Linked DNA regions of Homo sapiens: region 2 is linked to region 1. Evidence: chromatin contacts called from ENCODE Hi-C data. All regions are on one chromosome and are shown on one strand. The core of a region is the stretch at or near the end of the contact, and the rest is flanking DNA. Distances in the headings are between cores, read along the strand shown. Region 1 holds the start of LINC02090 (long intergenic non-protein coding RNA 2090). Region 2 overlaps PRPSAP2 (phosphoribosyl pyrophosphate synthetase associated protein 2).

Region 1 (5,638 bases), core at 1,036-3,535:
TAGCAGGCATGGTGGCATATGTCTGTAGACCCAGCTACTCAGGAGGCTGAGGCAGGAGGATCACTTGAACACAAGGGTTCAAGGCTATAGTGAGCTATGATCGTGCCACTGCACTCCAGCCTGGGTGACAGAGTGAGACCCTGTATCAAAAAAACAAAAAAAAAATTGAAAAATTAATGAACTAGATATGTGGCAGAAAAAACCTCTAAGCAGCAAAGTGTGCAGGATGCTGTACATCCTCTCTTAGCTGCTCATAGTAAAATGCGAGAGGACAAATGATTTAAAGACGGAATGTATAACCACAAGCGAAGCAGAACACAAAGATTTGGAAAATTCTCAGCCTGGCCGCATAAAGAATAAAAAGGTGTGTTAAGGAGAAAATACCAAGGGTATGGCCAAGAGCCCATGTGATAAGGAGATGAGTATGGCTAGAAAGAAGCCAGGTGCTGTTCATCAAGACAGTGGGAGAAAGACTCTGAAGGGATTTGAGAGATCTGGATGACTCATCTCATCATAAGCCCAGGGCCCTTGGAGCTTGAGGGCAGAATGATTTGGGGGGATGGGCCAGGGGCTGGCTGCCTTGGGTCTCTACTCCTTGTGTTTTGGCACGATGCTCCTTGGCCACCCCAGCTGTGGCTCAAATGGGCCCAGGTGTGGCTTGGGCTGCTGCTCCAAAGGGTGCAAGCTGTGAGCCTTGGCAGCATGCATGTGTTGCTAATTCTGCAGGCACACAGAGTGCAAGAGCTTTGGGGGTATGGCTGCCTCCCCTTGAATTCAAAGAATGCCACAGAGGGATAGCCCCCATTAGGGCAATGCCCACCAGAATTGTGAGGTTGGGTCTAAAACTAAGACAGGCCCTAAGTACCCGGAGTCATCCTTGACTTCTCTTTCTCTCCCTGTCTCCTTCCCTTCCACCAATCCATTAGCAAACACTGTTGGCTTTACGTTCAAAATATGACCAAAATCATCTGAGCACTTACCACCTTCAGGCCTGCTTCAAGCCACCCCCTACCAGCCCCTTCTCAGAGGCCCCCCCACCCCCAGGTGCCATGTACTCTGTTAGCACCTGAGCCACAGCTGAGCCCTCCACTGCCCAGGAACCTCTGCCACTCCCCAGCTGCTCTGACTAAACACTGGATCTTTATAATGGCCCTGGGCCTTGAACCTGGGCCTTCTCTCCCTGAGCCCTCTGCCACTCTCCCCTGCTCACACCAGGCCAATGCTGACAACTTCCCCTCTGTGCTGTTCCGCTGCCTGGAATGCTCTCTGCCCAGATGTGTGCTTGGGTGACTGCTTGCCTCCCAGGAAGCTTGCCCAAATCTTGCCTCCTCAGTTAGGACAGCCCCGGCCATTCATCTCAAAGGCAAGGGGCACAGAGTATGGGCTCAGTACACGTATGGGGGAGGAGGGAGGGAGGGAGGTGGAGAGGGAGGAGGAGGAAGGGAGGAATGCACAGGCCATTTCATTCCAGCGAGAACAGGTCACAAGGCACACCCAAAAGCAACCCGGGTGGTACAAAACTAAAGATGACCGAAGGCCACCATGAACAGGCGGGAGAGGGCAGCTCTGTTCATCACCCCTGGGGCAGATGTGGAGACTCCAGATGTGTCACATCTGGACAGCCCCTTCTCTGCCCCTTCCTACCCCCTGCCCCGCCCATCCACCAGGGGTTCAAGACAATACAGGAGACAGTTGTCCTCCTCCCAGGACCCTGAGAATGGCTGGGGCTGGGGAAGATGCTCAGTGGCCTTTGAAACTCAGCTTAATTTTGCGCCAAACGGGTGACCCTGCCACCCCCATGAAAAGGCAGAGCACTAGAATGAGAGTCCAGACTATGGACTCTAGTCCTCTTGATGTCCCAAGCTCAGCATGTGACCTCAGACTAGGCACTTAGCCTCTGTGGGCCTCAGTTTCCCCTTCTGTCCAAATCAGGGGGGTTGGAATGTGGTCACCCAACTAAAAGCCCACTCTATACACTGAGCGTCTACAAATACAAGGAACACAGAGTTGATTTGTTAGGAAACCCATCACGTCCATCCTGACCTAGATGGGTTTCACTCTGACGTTGTGCAGTCAAATGCTCTACCCCTGAGCTACACCCCCTACTCTGACGTTGTGACCGCTGCACCTGGGCTGATTGTACCCCAGACCAGGGGCAATGTCACCTGGCACCACCCTTTCCCACTACTCTTCCCTCTCGAGAGAGACTGGGGTTTCACACAGAGCAGTCGAGCCCCATAAATAGCAGCTGGCCACTCACAGGCCAACCCTCCCAGGCCCCAAAAAGGAAGTGAGAGACAGGCAGACACTTCTGTTCTTCCTGCAGAAAGTGCTGCTTCTGCAGTGACTCGTCAGATGCTCCCCAGAGCCCAGCACAGACCCGGCTCCACCCACTTCTGTGGGTTGGCCAGATGAGTGAGAAACACAGGCACAGCCAACGAGAGGGAGCTGAGGCCGGACCCAGGAGTCTTTTTCCTATGGTAGGGGATATCTCTGTGTGAGGAAGCCCCATGGGGAGTCCTTGGGTGAGTTGCCAGGAGGAGGTGACTCAGGATAAATTCCCTTAGGAGGTGCCTTCACTTCTAGATCCAAAGAGTCATCCCCTACCTCCTTAGGGTAAAACTAGATTTTGAGTATCACGGTGTTTGTGGATAACCTGGCCCCAGTGAGTCCCCTTGCAAGGGCCTTTGGAGATGCTTCTGCACATGGACACTAGGAGCCATGAGCAGAGACAGTCCCTGCAGCAGCATCTGAAACCATGAACCCCAGGAAGACAACGTGGCACTGTTTTTGTCAGCCCTGCCTACGCTTTGCTAAAGTCTGTCCATTCAGCTCTTTTTCATGTTGACCGCACCACTGTTTCCTGCCCAGGTCCTGCCTGATATAGTAACCGGGAAAGGGATGAATGTGATGCAATGTGCTCTTGTAATGGAGCATCACAGAACAGGTCAAAGACACAAGCCACACAGCAACGAGCGCGGACAGGCAGGGCAGAGCACAGCTGCACGTAAGTACATTTTAAACACGGACCCCAACATAGCACTAGACATTGTTCATAATGCCTCCCTACATATGTAAAACACAAAAGTGGATTGGAGACACACAGAGGGGAGACTGCAGGCACCTCAGCCTCTCATCCCTCTTCTCATCAGGCCATTTCTGCTCTGCACCAGCGGTTCTCAACCAAAGTGCTTCTGCCTTCACTGTCAGGAGACATGTGGCCATGCTGGGGACATCTGGGGTGTCTCAATGATGGGGGTGGGAGGGATTGCTACTGGCATCTGGGGGTAGAGGCCAGGGATGTTCCCAACCATCCTAGGATGCAAGGGACAGCCCCACCACAAAGCAGGTGTGGCCCCAGCTCGTTCACAGCTGTCTACTTCCTCCTGGCGTAGCTGTGCAACTTGTACAACCACAAGCAACACGTATTTGTTTTACAAGGAACTCACTGGAGACAGCACCCAGTCTGAGAACTTTGTACTATGGAAGGGTTTTGTTTTTGAAAACCGAAATTACAGAATAAATTACAGAGAGAGAGAGAGCAAGAGCGAGAGCGAGAGAGTAAGAGAGAGAGAGAAACTTCACCATATGGGTTCAAATGAGCAACCTGGGTATTCTTGGCTCCTGGTGGAAAGGGAGGTGCTAATCTCAGGTGGGCCCACCTGCTGTGGCATGGGGCTTGGTTTTGAGCTGCTCCTTCCACTCCTGGCACAGGAGGAGCAGATGTTTAGGGCGGCCACGTGACTAACTGGGCAGCCAAGACCAAGACTCCTGTGCACGCTGAAACTCACGTTCTCAGTGGAAAGGAAAGATCTGCTGACCGCTCACTCAGGATGAGGGGTGTGGTGAGTCAGCCGTGGGGCCTCTGTGTGGCCCAGACCAAACAGCTGGTTTTGGGCATGGCAGAAGTCAATGAGGCAAGGCCCTGATGGGTAGCGCTGACCTGAGTGCTACCTGGCTAAAGCCAAGGAGGAGCCATGCGGCAGAATCCGTTCATGCAGCTCGCATGCTACAAGTGGCTGCTAGTGTCTTGTGGAGATTTAAACTTAAAATCTTGCTTCTCAGCCCCATCAGGTACATTTCAGGTGCTCAGCAGTGCACTTGTGCTTTGTGGCTGCCTTCTGGACAGCATGGATGCAGACCGCCTCCAACCATCCCAGAAAGTTCCATCACAGGCACTGAGCCAAAACTGGCCATGGTGATGGAGCTGCCAGGAGGGCGAAGCCCAATCTCACTTTGGTCAACATGGTCAACATGTCAGGGAAGGGTATCCAGGGACAGGTGCCCAGGGGCGGGTGCCCAGCTGCAGAAAGGTCTTCAGGGAACCTCCCTGCTCAGAGGCACTCTCTCAATGTCATCTCCTGCCTCCCAGCCCAATCACACTACATCCTGTCTTGGCTGCTCTCCTCCACTCTGCCCCAAGCCTGAAGCCATCTGTCCTTCCTCTAAGCTCCAGGAGTCTCTGGGAAGTGTTTATGGGTTAACTCTGTTGGAATGCACAGGGATTGCTCAGAATAAAGCTCACCAGCCTTTGTTGGCCTGGAGGCCCTGCCTGCCCTGCCTCTACTGCCTCTCTGTCCTCCCCCCTGGCTCTCTCCACCCCAGCCTAGGTTCCCCAAACACATCAGGCAGGGCCTGCTTGCGGCCTTTGCAGCTGCTGTTCCCTCTGCTCAGAATGCTCTTCCCCAACGCCCCCGGTCATCCCCCTGCCCCCCACTGCTTCAGTCAGATATCTCAAATATCACCTCATCAGAAAGCCTCCCATTCTAGCCGAAAGAGCTCAGGTATATGCACACTCACACACACACACACACACCCCCACACACATTCACACATGCACCACACTCACACACTCTGATTCTCACACACACTCACACACACCCTACATGCACACCCCACACGCCCCACAGGCACACTCTCCACACACTCACACACCCCACAGGCACACCCCCCAAACACACACACCCCACACACCCCACAGGCACCCCCCACACACTCACATACTCCACAGGCACACCCCCCAAACACACACCCCACACACCCCACAGGCACCCCACACACACTCACATACTCCACAGGCACACCCCCCAAACACACACCCCACACACCCCACAGGCAGCCCCCCACACAAACACACCCCATAGGCACAGCCCCCAAACACTCACACACCCCACACCCCCCACAGGCACCACACACACACTCACACACCCCACAGGCACACCCCACACATACTCATACACCCCACAGGCACACCCCCCAAACACACACTCCACACACCCCACAGGCACCCCCCACACACTCACACACCCCACGGGCACCCCACACACACTCACATACTCCACAGGCACACTCCCCCCCCCACACACACACACCCCACAGGCACCCCACACAGACATTCACACACCCCACAGGCACACCCCATACACACACACCCCCTGCGCACACGCCCACACCCGGACACAGCCCACAGGCTCCATGCGCCCCGCATGCCCATGCTGCCGGCAACCCGCTGTGATTTTCCTAAGCAGACGCCCCCTGGCGGCTGTCCCTCCACCGATGCTGGAGAAAGCTGGCACCCAGCAGCCGCTCCCAGGCTCAGGGGCCTGAACACCTCCTCTTCTCTTACCTGGCTGGGATT
Region 2 (6,101 bases), core at 2,793-5,292, 1.9 Mb after region 1:
CCAACTGAGGTGGAAAGGGAAGGCCATCTGGGCAGGGGTTAAATCTCCTAAGGGGTGGGGGACTGAGCTTGAGTTTGCATCTGGCTCCATCACTTATCAGCTGTGTGTTCTTGGGCCTGTTGTTTTTCTGAAAAAGAGCGACAGCAAGAGGCCATCCTCAGAGTGGACCCATGATAGGCCAAGATGGTGGAAAGCCCAGGACGAGCCCTCAGGACCCAGCACTGCCTGCCTTATGTGAGTGAGATAGGACTGCAGTGGTGAGACGTTCAGTGATGGGCCATGGTGTGGCCAGGAAGACACTAGCCTGACTACCAGGAGGCCCCTGGAGGGAAGAGATGGACTAAGATAGCAGTATCTGCGGGGAGCCAACCAAGGAGGACTTTGAATACCAGTAAATACACTCGTGTCCTAGAAGGCAGCCCACAAAGGCTCTCGATCCGGGCCATTTAGTGTTCAGCAGGCCAGGCCTGCATCTGTGTTTGGGATAGGGCTGCAAGTGCAGAGGCCAGATCCGGGAGGCTGATGAAGTTGAGCAGGCACATGGGAGGAGAGCTTGATCTCTTGGGCTATGCTGTCCAGTCGGGTGGCCACTGGCTACATGTGGCTCCTGCACACTGGGAACGGGGTGGGGAGCAGTGGGAGTGTGAAGGACACACCCCTAATCTGAAAACTTTAATGTAAGTATCTCATTAGTGAAGTTTTATTGACTCTGTGTTAAAATGGTAATATTTTGATATGTTGAATCAAATCAAACATGTTATTAAAATTAATTTTACCTTTTTTTGTGCTTTTGTAATGTGGCTACTAGAAAATCTGAAATTGCATATGTGGCTTTCATTTCTGTTGTGCGTTATTGCTCTAGGGGTTGGTAACAATGGGAATGAAAGTGACAGAGCACATTGAGAAATGTTAAAAAGACGATGGGAGGGAGGCCAGGTACTTTGGCGCACTCCTTTAATCCCAGCACTGTGGAAGGCTAAGGTGGAAGGTTTGCTTGAGCCCAGGAGTTTGAGACCAGCCTGGGCAACATAGCACAACCCCGTTTCTACAAAAAGTTTAAAAATTAGCCAGGCGGCTGGGCGCAGTGGCTCACACCTGTAATCCCAGCACTTTGGGAGGCCGAGGTGGGTGGATCATGAGGTCAGGAGTTCAAGATCAAACTGACCAAGATGGCGAAACGCTGTCTCTACTAAAAAATATAAAAATTAGCCAGGTGTGGTGGTTCGTGCCTGTAATCGCAGCTACTCAGGAGGCTGAGGCAGGAGAATCACTTGAACCCAGGAGGCAGAGGTTGCAGTGAGCTGAGATTGTGCCACTGCACTCCAGCCTGGGCAACACAGTGAGACTACCTCTCAAAAAAAAAAAAATTAGCCAGGCATGGTGGTGTGCCTGTAATCCCAGCTACTTGAGAGTGAGGTGAAAGGATCACTTGAACCCAGGAAGTCGAGGCTGCAGTGAGCCATGATGGTGCCACTGCACTCCAGCCTGTGTGACAGAGTGAGACCCTGTCTCTAAAAAAGATAGCAGGAGGGAATGAACATTTTTAGTGTATTAGTCTCCAGTACAGCCCTTTTAATTGAGTGATGATTTTCCACTTTATAGATAAACAGGATCAGAAAGAGAAAGCGACTTCCCTGCAGTCACATAGTGACAAGCTGGACATGTCTGACTAAAACCTGTGCTTTTTCCACTGTGTTCTTGGGTCTCTTGGACTTAGTAATGGGGATTTAAGGAGGAGGAAGGCAGTGAGATAGAGCCAGGGTTCAGGATTTGGGGCTGGGAGGGTGTTAATAAAGCGTTTGGCTCAGGACCTCAAAGCCTTTTGCTTGTGTGTGCATTTCTCACAGCCTCACGTGCCCAGGCTGTTGGTGCTGGGGGGTAGGCCTGGGGCTGCCGCTCCCTTTCAGAATCCTTGCCTGGCCTCAGAGGGGCTTGTGTCTAGGAACCTCAGCAGAACCCTGCAAGGGCTGGCTGGGACCATTGGTGAGATGAGCCATGCCCGGGAGCATGGAAGAATATATGTTCCTCTTCAGTCCTGTAAGCACATGGGCTGTGATGAGGAACGCGTTGGCAGTCTTTAGATGAACGCTGCTTCTTTGGAACTTGCTGGGTGTTAGCTTTTGGTGTGGCCTTTGGGAGTGGACTCTGGACTGCAGACACTGAACTACAGGTTTCCCATCTGGAAATGAGTTCATAGGACTGGATGATCTCTATGTTCTTTCTAATATTTCTTTACTCGTGGGATCTTTATGTTTCATTCATAATTTTAATTATAATGTTTCTATGTTTATGTTTTGACTCAAGTAGTGATCACTACAGGCCGTCTTTGGGAATGCAGTAGAATTTTAGTTTCATAGATCCTAAATATTTGATTGTTTTTATACATTTGATGATTGGACACCCTACATAGAATACTTTTTTAAGGTACTAGCAAATAATATATGAAGGGAAAAGAAAGCATTCTTCCTGTAGCATCTCGAATATAAAGATTTTGTTATTTAGTATTAGATTTTAAAAATTATTTTGTATCCTCTGATTTCTTATAGATGAAAATATGCCTACTAAAAAACAATGAAAATACTTTTTCAGAATATAAGCACTATATATAATATTTGAAAATATTATCCATAAAAGTTAGAAGAAAATAATAATTAGTGCTTGATGCCACTATTCAAAGACACACCACTTTAATTTGGTGAGCCTCTTTTTGGTTTTTCACCCTTATTTTCATAAAGCTGCGATGCATGCTTCATACATAATTGTGCATGTTGCTGCCTCCTTCTCCCAGCTGCCCGACGTGTCATCTCAGGTCACCAGAAACTTTGACAGGAAACAGCAATTTCTTTTTTTTTTCTTTGAGACTGGGTCTCACTTTGTCACCCAGGCTGGAGTGCAGTGACAATCACGGCTCACTGCAACCTTGACCTCCCAGGCTCAAGCGATTTGTCCACCTCAGCCTCTTGTAAACAGCATTTTTATGGCTAATAACCCATCGTATGAATGTGGCTTAGACTGCCCAACCACAGCCTAATTTGGGGTTTTTATGTTTTCTTCTGTTCTTTGCCCTTATAATGTGGCAGGAAATATATGTGGATAAAACACTTTTCCCATACTTTGGCTTATTTCATTTCAAGCTTCTAAAAGTGAGATTAATGAGTCAGAAGGTATGAATATAAGGCTTTTTGTCAAATTGATTTCCTAGAGGGTGATTCATTATACTTTTTCACCGGCATTGAGGTCAAGTGTCCTGGGAGTAGGACTGTTGAAAATGTAAAAAGTCACTTCAGTTCTGGAATTTATCTTGCTTTGCTTTGTTTTGTTACACTTTTTTGCCCTCTCCTGATGCTCACCTGGGGTCACACATTGCCTCTGGTTGTCATATGTCTTTCATCTCTTTCAATCTAGAGCAGTGGTTCTCAATTAGGGAGTGGATATTGTCTCCTAGAGGTCATTTGGAAATGTCTGGAGATAGTTTTGATTGTCAGAATCAAGGGGGTGGCTACTGGCATCTAGTGAGTAGAGGCCAAACATGCTGCTAAACTTCTCACAGTACGTAGGGTGGTCCCTTGCAGCATAAACGTGTCTGGCCCAAGATCTCAGCAGTTGAAAAGTCCCAATCTAGAACAGTATTTTAACTTTTTCTTTTTGTGACATTGCCTTAAAAGAAAATTGAAGTCAAAGTCACATAACATAGAATTAACCATTTTAAAGTATAAAATTTACTGGCTTTCAGTATATTCACAGTTTTGTGCAGTTACCATTTCTTTCTAGTTTCAAAACTTCTCATTACCCCGGAAGAACACCCTGCACCCATTAAGTAGTTTCACCATGCCCCCATCCCCCAGCCCCTGGCAACCACTTACCTCTTTTCTGTTTCTGTGGATGTTTGCCTAATCTGGACACTTCATATAAACGGAATCATATAATATGTGGGCTTTTGTATCTGGCTTCTTTCTTTGAGCATGTTTTTGAGGTTCATCCATGTGATAGCACTTGTCAGTACTTCATTGCTTTTGGTGGCTGGATAATATTTCATTGTCAGCATTTGAAAGGAATTTGGGTTGTTTCCACTTTTGGCTATGCTGCTCTGTATATTCATGTATGAGTTTTCTGTGTGGATAGATGATTCATTTCTCATGGTCTATACCTGGTATCGGAATTGCTGCGTCACTTGGTGTATGTTTAACTTTTTGAGGAACTGCCAGACTCTTTTTTCACAGCAGCTGCACCATTTTATATTCCTACCAGTAATGTACAAAGATTTCAGTTTCTCCACATCCTCATCAACACTTATTTTCTACTTTTTATTGTAGCCAGCCCAGTGGGCATAAAGTGGCATCTCATTGTGATTTTGATAAACATTTCCCTAATGGCTAATGACTTCATTTGTATATCTTCTTTGGAGAAATATCTGTTGAAATCCTTTGCCCATTTTTGAACTAGGTTTGTCTTTTTTTGTTGAATTATAAAAGTTCTTTATATATTTTGGCATATGGCGCATATATATATATATAATTTTTTTTTTTTTTTTTTTTTTTGCGACAGGGCCTCACTCTCTCACCCAGGCTGGAGTGCAGTGGTGCAATCGTGGCTCACTGGAGCCTTGACCTCCCGGGCCCAAGTGATCCTCTCACCTCAGCCCCCTAAGTAGCTGTGACTACTGTCATGCACCACCACGCCCTGCTAATTTTTGTATTTTTTTATAGAGACAGGGTTTCGCCATGTTGCTCAGGCTGGTCTCAAACTCCTGAACTCAGGCAGGCAATCTGTCCACCTCGGCCTCCCAAAGTACTGGGATTACAGGCATGAGCCACCATGCCCAGCCTACTTTATATATTTTGGATACTAGACTCTTACCAGATACATGATATGCAAATATTTTCTGCCATTCTGTAGGGGTTTTTTTTACTTTTTTATTTTTATCTATTTATTTATTTTTATTTATTTATTTTTTGAGACAGAGTCTCGCTCTGTCACCCAGGCTAGAGTGCAGTGGCATGATCTCGGCTCACTGCAAGCTCCACATCTCAGGTTCACGCCATTCTCCTGCCTCAGCCTCCCAAGTAGCTGGGACTACAGGCGCCCACTAGCACACTTGGCTAATTTTTTTTTTTTTTTTTTTTTTTGTATTTTTAGTAGAGACAGGGTTTCACCATGTTAGCCAGGAAGGTCCCGATCTCCTGACCTCGTGATCCGCCCGCCTCAGCCTCCCAAAGGGCTGGGATTACAGGCGTGAGCCACCACGCCTGGCGTGGAATTGCTTTCTCAATTCCCTCTTTTGATTGTTCAGTGCTGCTGTGTAGCAGCTGATTTTGTGTGTTGATTTTGTACTTGGCAACTTGGCTGAATTCATATATTATTAGCTTTGGTAGGTGGATTTGTGGATTCTTGGGTATTTTCAATATGTAGGAACATGTCATCTGCTAATAGAGATAGTTTTACTTTTCCTTTCTGATCTGGATGCCTTTCATTTCGTTTTCTTGTCTAATTACCCTTGCTAGAGTATCCAGTATGATGGTGAATGGCAGTGGTGCAGTGGGCATCCTTGTCTTGTTGCTGATCTTAGGGGAAAGCTTTTGGCCTTCGGCCATAAAGTATCAAGTTAGCTGTGGGTTTTTGTAGTTGCCCTTAATCAGATTGAGGAAATTCCCTTGTATTCCTAGTTGGTTGAATGTTTTTATCTTGAGATATTAACTTCTTTAAAGTTTTGTTTTACTTTTTAATATAAAAATTTTGGTGTGTGTGTTTTATTCCAACCAGTGCTGATTCCTAAAGAAAAGCCCCCAATCACGGTTGTGGGTGATGTTGGAGGAAGGATTGCCATCATCGTGGTATGTAGACCTCTTTTATTATTAATTCTAGTATTTGCCATTGTTATTCTGTTGATTGATTGATTGATTGATTTTATTACAGAGACTCACTGTCGCCCAGGCTGGAGTGCAGTGGCACAATCTCGGCTCACTGCAACTTCTGCCTCCCAGGTTCAAACGATTCTCCTGCCTCAGCCTCCCAAGTAGCTGGAATTACAGGTGCCTGCTACCACGCCTGGCTAATTTTTGTATTTTTAGTAGAGATGGGGTTTCACCATGTTGGCCAGGCTG

Evidence for each region. Hi-C counts contacts between places; a loop is a spot of excess contacts on that map. Pooled maps may share reads with other maps.
Region 2: a loop to region 1 is called in a map with no recorded cell type, with 11 times the contacts of the local background. The contact joins the enhancer-like site here to the promoter of LINC02090 in region 1. A Hi-C loop is called at or near these places in 8 of 37 single-sample maps with no recorded cell type and 5 of 50 pooled maps.

What each region holds. Positions count from the first base shown.
Region 1 is chr17:16,986,044-16,991,681 of GRCh38, forward strand. It overlaps LINC02090 (long intergenic non-protein coding RNA 2090), which reads left to right and starts at 2,286. Exons shown (of 3, transcript NR_146886.1): 1 at 2,286-2,480; 2 at 2,872-3,007; 3 at 4,066-4,133. RefSeq lists enhancers at 946-1,776, 2,409-2,628.
Region 2 is chr17:18,918,154-18,924,254 of GRCh38, forward strand. It overlaps PRPSAP2 (phosphoribosyl pyrophosphate synthetase associated protein 2), which reads left to right. Exons shown (of 12, transcript NM_002767.4): 10 at 5,761-5,831. Among named protein-coding and RNA genes, the nearest start is that of SLC5A10, 31 kb to the right of the region's middle. RefSeq lists an enhancer at 4,043-4,122. Within about 2 kb of position 4,043, at least 7 of the 41 ENCODE cell types and tissues checked have a DNase peak (open chromatin) inside an H3K27ac peak, as active enhancers do.